Regions from separate parts of the Homo sapiens genome. Here region 2 is linked to region 1. The links are chromatin contacts, found by Hi-C in ENCODE. All regions are on one chromosome and are shown on one strand. The core of a region is the stretch at or near the end of the contact, and the rest is flanking DNA. Distances in the headings are between cores, read along the strand shown.

Region 1 (2,700 bases), core at 197-2,696:
CTAGGGGGAAGAATCCTCAACCAGATAGTCACAGTGCACTTTGAATGACTAATTTAAGCCATTACATTACGAAATAAGGGATAAATCATACTTTTCATAACACTACTGCATAGGAACAGTTTTAAGAGTCAAGCATCTACATTAATCTGAGTCTAAAATAATAGGCCCCTGATTTAAAGTCTCCTAACATTCTTTCACACTTCATAAAACTAAAAATAAAATTGTCTCACCAAACACCGACCTATTGGTCCGGCCAAAGTACTGTATTTCAAGGAAAATTGGAGCAAAGAGGTCTCAAAACCGCGACTTGCCAGCAAATTACAATTTGCAGCCTTAATTGGTCTCAAATGCGGGGTGAGAGGGAAGAGACTACGGTCTGTAGAAAATAAGAGATTTATTCCCCTTTTTAAATCAAAACCAGATTCCATGCTTCAGCCGCCCCCTAACCCGCCAGCCCCGCCCCCAGGGTTTGTTTTTCCATATTTTTGTATATATTTTAGCGAAGATGGCAGGTGAGGGAAGGTTATAGTGCTGTACCTAGTCCACGAAGTAAACAGAGAGGTTAGGGTGGGTTTACTTATTTATAAGGCGTTCAGCCTCTCAGCTGTTTCTCCCTCGTTGGCATTTGGAAGCTTGCAGTCCTTCAGGGAAGAGACAGATTTGGCAGGAACGTTCTTTGTGCCCGCCTCCCTTTTCTATTTTTTATTTTTTTACCTGGAATAGGGGGCAGATTTATAATGACAGCCTTAGGGAAGGGGGAGAAAAAGTTTCAGCCGGCACGACAATGCCCGTTTTTTCCACAGTCCACACTGTGCCACAAACAGCTTTGGTGCCACTCGGAGCCCGTCCCCCGTCCCCTCCCTCTCTCTCTGCAGGCTCGCACTGGCAGGCGGAGGCACAGTTAAATTCCAGCACCTTCTCCACATACCCCCGAACTACTACGCGCTATTACTACGGCTGCCCTCCGTTTTCGCTTCGCCTCCTCCCCTTCCGCAGTCTCCCTGGAGGAGCCCCGCGGCGCCCGAGGAAGAGGACTGCCAGGGAAGGGACAGCGGGCGCCCAGCTCCAGCAGGGCTTGGGGCTTTCTGCATCCCGCGCAGTTTCTCTGCTCCAGGCACAAACGCGGCCCGAGAGCCGGCGCCTTGCAGTCACACACGGATCCACGCATACAGTAGAGCTGTCTAGATCCACATTCTTGCACACCGCCCCCTCCTCCCCCCGCGCTCCCGGAGTCGCTGAGCTGAGCGAGTGACAGGCGCGTCCCGCCAACCCGCGCCCGGACGGGCAGGGAGGAGCGGCGCGCGGGGCCAACTGCGGCGCGTCTTCCGGCGCCCGCGGAGGAGGCGAGGGTGGGACGCTGGGCGGAGCCCGAGTTTAGGAAGAGGAGGGGACGGCTGTCATCAATGAAGTCATATTCATAATCTAGTCCTCTCTCCCTCTGTTTCTGTACTCTGGGTGACTCAGAGAGGGAAGAGATTCAGCCAGCACACTCCTCGCGAGCAAGGTAAATATAACTTACAACTCTTTTCTCCTCTTTCCCCTCCCTTCGGCCGCCCCGCTGCAGCCGCCGCTCAGACCCCTCCGGCACCACGCCGCCTTCGCCCGGGATTATCCATTATTATCCTAATTATTATTTATTGTGCATGCAAGGAGACCAAAACAAACAGGCGGGCCAACCGCCGCGACAAAAAAAAGCCCGCCTCCTCCCCGCGGGCCTCAGGTGGAATGCTCTAACGACAGCTCCCAGGCGGCGGTGGAAGAAACGAGAAAGTTTCAACCGAACCTTGCTGTTCTAATAATAACAGTAATAATTACTACTTCAAGGGGGCAAAGGAGGAAAAAAATCCCAACAAGCCACAGCCTTGATCCTGAGTGGGCAGTCAGAGGCGCTGCCAACTCAAGGTTGCAACACACACATTGGGCCAGGTTGCAATCCCCCCATCCCCTTAAAAGTGAGGCGGCGGGGAGGGGGGTGGCCGCAGGAGGGGGAAGGCCTGGGGGACAGGGGAGGAGGATGGAAACGCTACTGTTCATCCCGGGCAACCCTCCCCGGAAGAGTTGGAAGGGGAACGGGAAAGGAGGGCGGGGAGCCCAGGCTGGCGGCGGGGCGCCAACGGACGCTGTTGCCACCCGCTTCCCAGGGACTTGTTCAAAGGGCTCCGGCTGCGGAGACGTGAGCGGATCGCAGCGGGAGAAGCCTGAGCTGACGCGCGAAGGAGGTAGCGGCCACTGCCGCGGGGCCGGTGCGTGCCTGATCGGAGGTGTCACCTCCACTTTCCGCGTTTCCTCCGGCGTGGATGGGGAGGCTGATTGGTAGGCAGGCCTTTAGGCAAAGGGGCTGCCAGGGGGCTGCGCCCCGGGCGCTGCGGACGTCCCTGCCTCTGGTACCTGGCGGCAGCGCAGGCTCGGGTGTTAAAGTTCGGGATGTCCGGCCCGGGCCGCACTGCTGGAGGGAAGGGAGGAGGCCCCCAAGGAGGTCGGAGGTGCCCGCCAGCCTCCGTTACCCTGCCCTCCCTCTCCCCGGGTCCGTGTTCTTTTGCTTCGCGTCTTCCCCTTGCTTGCGCCGCGGGAGCTGCGGGCGTGGGGCGCCTGCGATCGTCCGGGTGCTAGGGGCGCGCCGGGACCCAGGAGAGCCACGGCGGCGGCTGCGGGCCCGGGAGGCCATGATCCGGATAATCCTGTCTGCCTGACTGTCACAAA
Region 2 (2,700 bases), core at 21-2,520, 6.0 Mb after region 1:
CCATAGAATAAATATAGACAGTATAGCCTATTAGGGAAAAGTGATTTACACAGAAATGAAGCATTCTTACTTTTTATTTCCAGTTGCCCAAAGACTTAGCAAAGTTGATCCTGCTACCTAATGAGGCATCTCTCATTCCCACAGTCTCTGCCTAGCTCCCCGCATATTAGAAAAATGTGACAATTTACAACTTTGTTGGGGAGCTAGGAACATTCGTTCCTGGAGCAGGTTAAACTGTTAGCAGGGTGGAAACTATTTCTTCAAACTAGATGTAATCTGCAATTCTAGTAAAGCACTTAGCAACAATTCCAGTTGATCCTCACTTGTGAGTTTATATGCGTAATACCCACAAGGGCCGTACCCATGTTTGTTTTGTTTATTTTTGTATCAAAAACCTTAGCCTAGAAACTAGTGCAAAGGAGTCGAAGACCCTGTCCATTCATATATTCAGCAAATACATTGAGCACCCACACACCCACAAAGTGTGTGTCTTTTGTTCACTGCTGTCTTCCCCATACCTAGGGAAGGTAGGGACTGCCTTCTTGGTTAACTTCTGGCTCAAAAAAAGTAAGAGCTAAGAATTAGCAATGCTTACTCTGTGCCTGGCACTTTTTAAAGTATATTACATGTATTTTAGATGTTTAATCTTTATAGTATCCTACAAATTAGGGATTATTAATATCCTTATTTTTACAGATGTGAAAATTCAGACACTTTTCTGCATAAATATGTACATAGTACTTATGTGTTGTAATATACACATTACAATATAGCATATATTTGTCATATAACATAACATGTATATGCACATAAATACATACTATAATACACATAGCATATATTATATGTAATACATATCATATATACATATATACATGTACATATGTTCATGTATTGATATAAACATATATTCACACACATACCCATATAACACTGATAAAAATGAAGTTGCTCTAGTGTAAGCGTGATGGCAAGAAGGGCTGAAATCTGCTGGCCTTTCGTCTTGTCGTCACCCATCCCCTCCATATCCTCTAAGGCACTTTCTCAGAGCCCAGTTTGAAACCACTCATCTAGCCCTTGTCTCTCATTTTACATTTGAAGAAAGTGAGGCTCAGAGAGGGAAAGTGACTTATTTAAGGTCTCACAGCTTCATTAGCTGTGGGCTAAAGGCTGAGCCAAGACTAGAATGCCCCAATTTTCAGATAAAAAAAGCTGAAGCTCAGGGATATTGTCATTTACCCATGAGCTCACAGGCAGGAAGTGGTGAAACTATCATTAAACTACGGTTGGCCTTGTTCTTTTGTGGTTTCATTTCACTAAGCCTCTGACACCCTGACCTCAACTTCCTTCTGTAGATATGTCACCTGGCCTCCTTCAGTCTAAGACACTACACACTGGCCACACACTTTGTCATCCTCATAGACTGACAACCTGCTCTCACATACCCTGCTTTCTTACTGTGTAGGCTCTCTTTTCTTGCTCAGAATGTCCTTCCCCACTTCTTCATGTGCCAACTCCTAGTCATCCTACAAGAACCACATTCACTTTAAGTTTCTTTTGAAGCCTTTTCAGTGTCCCATACCCTGATCCCATTACCTCTTCTATGTATGCAGGGCTTGCTTCATGCTTGTGTAACCCAAGGGCCCTGCATTTGATTTAACACATTTTAAAATTCTTAACAATTTATGAAAAAGGAAACCCATATGTTCATTCTGCCCTGGACCCTGCAAATTATGCAGCCAATCCTGTGTGTGTTTTTTCATGTTGCGTAGACTCTATTACAGTCAGTAACATATTGAGAAAGAGTGTGTGTCTCCTCTGATAGTCTATGAGCTCCTTGAAGCAAGAGGCTTGTCTTAGTCATTGCTGTATCCTCACACCAGACTCTACGGGATGCTCAGGATTCACCTGTTGATCTGTGAGGAAGCCCAAGGCTCAGTTAATGCCCCCCACCCTCCTTCCATAACAGTCTCCTGATTAGGAAACAGTGCTTGACCTCTAGACAATCTGAGTATCCACTCCAGGAAGTGGAACATTGCCTTCCCAATGTTGAAACTGTTAGCACTCAATCATGTTTCAGGAACATATAGAAGGTATGTGCCTATTCTGCTTCAATTGCTTTCCAAAATAAGTATACGAAAGTGGATAGAAAATATTTTAGTTTGATGAAGTAAGAATGTTATGAGGCAAAAGGAACTGACTTATCCCACTGGGTGGGGATTAGGTCTGGAATAAGATTGCACCATGACTAAAATGACTTCTTTAGCCAATGACATTCCTGAAGATTGGATCAGAGTAAAGTTAAACTAACCTACTCAAGGAAGACTTTCCTAAATCAGCCCCTTTGCTGTATAATTTAGTATGGAGAGCTGATTGTGGGTTTTTCTTGTTTCATTGTTTAATACATAGAGGTTTCACATTTCATTTTGAAACAGAAAGAGGGACTGGAAGAGATAAGTTAGTATGAGTGAGGAAAAGATTAGAAGGTAGAGATAGGATCGCAATGCTGTTATCACCTTTGCTTTATTGATAATCTCAGGAAGGACTAGACTGCTAAGAAAGAGGAGCCCAGATTGGAATAAAAGAGACGATGCCAGGATCAGCCTGTGAGAGGATGTCTCACTTAGTACACCTCAAGGATCATGTCAGCTGAGCATCTATACCCCGCGTGATGAATATTGCATACAGACTCTGCCTTCA

The links. A loop is a pair of places that touch in the nucleus more often than their neighbours do. Pooled maps may share reads with other maps.
Region 2: a map of naive thymus-derived CD4-positive, alpha-beta T cell shows a loop between it and region 1 (12-fold over the local background). The contact joins the enhancer-like site here to the promoter of SMARCA2 in region 1. A Hi-C loop is called at or near these places in 1 of 168 maps with a recorded cell type or tissue (naive thymus-derived CD4-positive, alpha-beta T cell), 1 of 37 single-sample maps with no recorded cell type and 9 of 50 pooled maps.

What each region holds. Positions count from the first base shown.
Region 1 is chr9:2,013,901-2,016,600 of GRCh38, forward strand. SMARCA2 (SWI/SNF related BAF chromatin remodeling complex subunit ATPase 2) reads left to right here and starts at 1,447. Exons shown (of 34, transcript NM_003070.5): 1 at 1,447-1,504. RefSeq lists enhancers at 947-996, 1,057-1,106, 1,893-2,449 and silencers at 1,157-1,496, 2,637-2,700.
Region 2 is chr9:7,975,246-7,977,945 of GRCh38, forward strand. No RefSeq gene overlaps it. Among named protein-coding and RNA genes, the nearest start is that of DMAC1, 180 kb to the left of the region's middle. RefSeq lists an enhancer at 1,506-1,615. Within about 2 kb of position 1,271, at least 8 of the 41 ENCODE cell types and tissues checked have a DNase peak (open chromatin) inside an H3K27ac peak, as active enhancers do.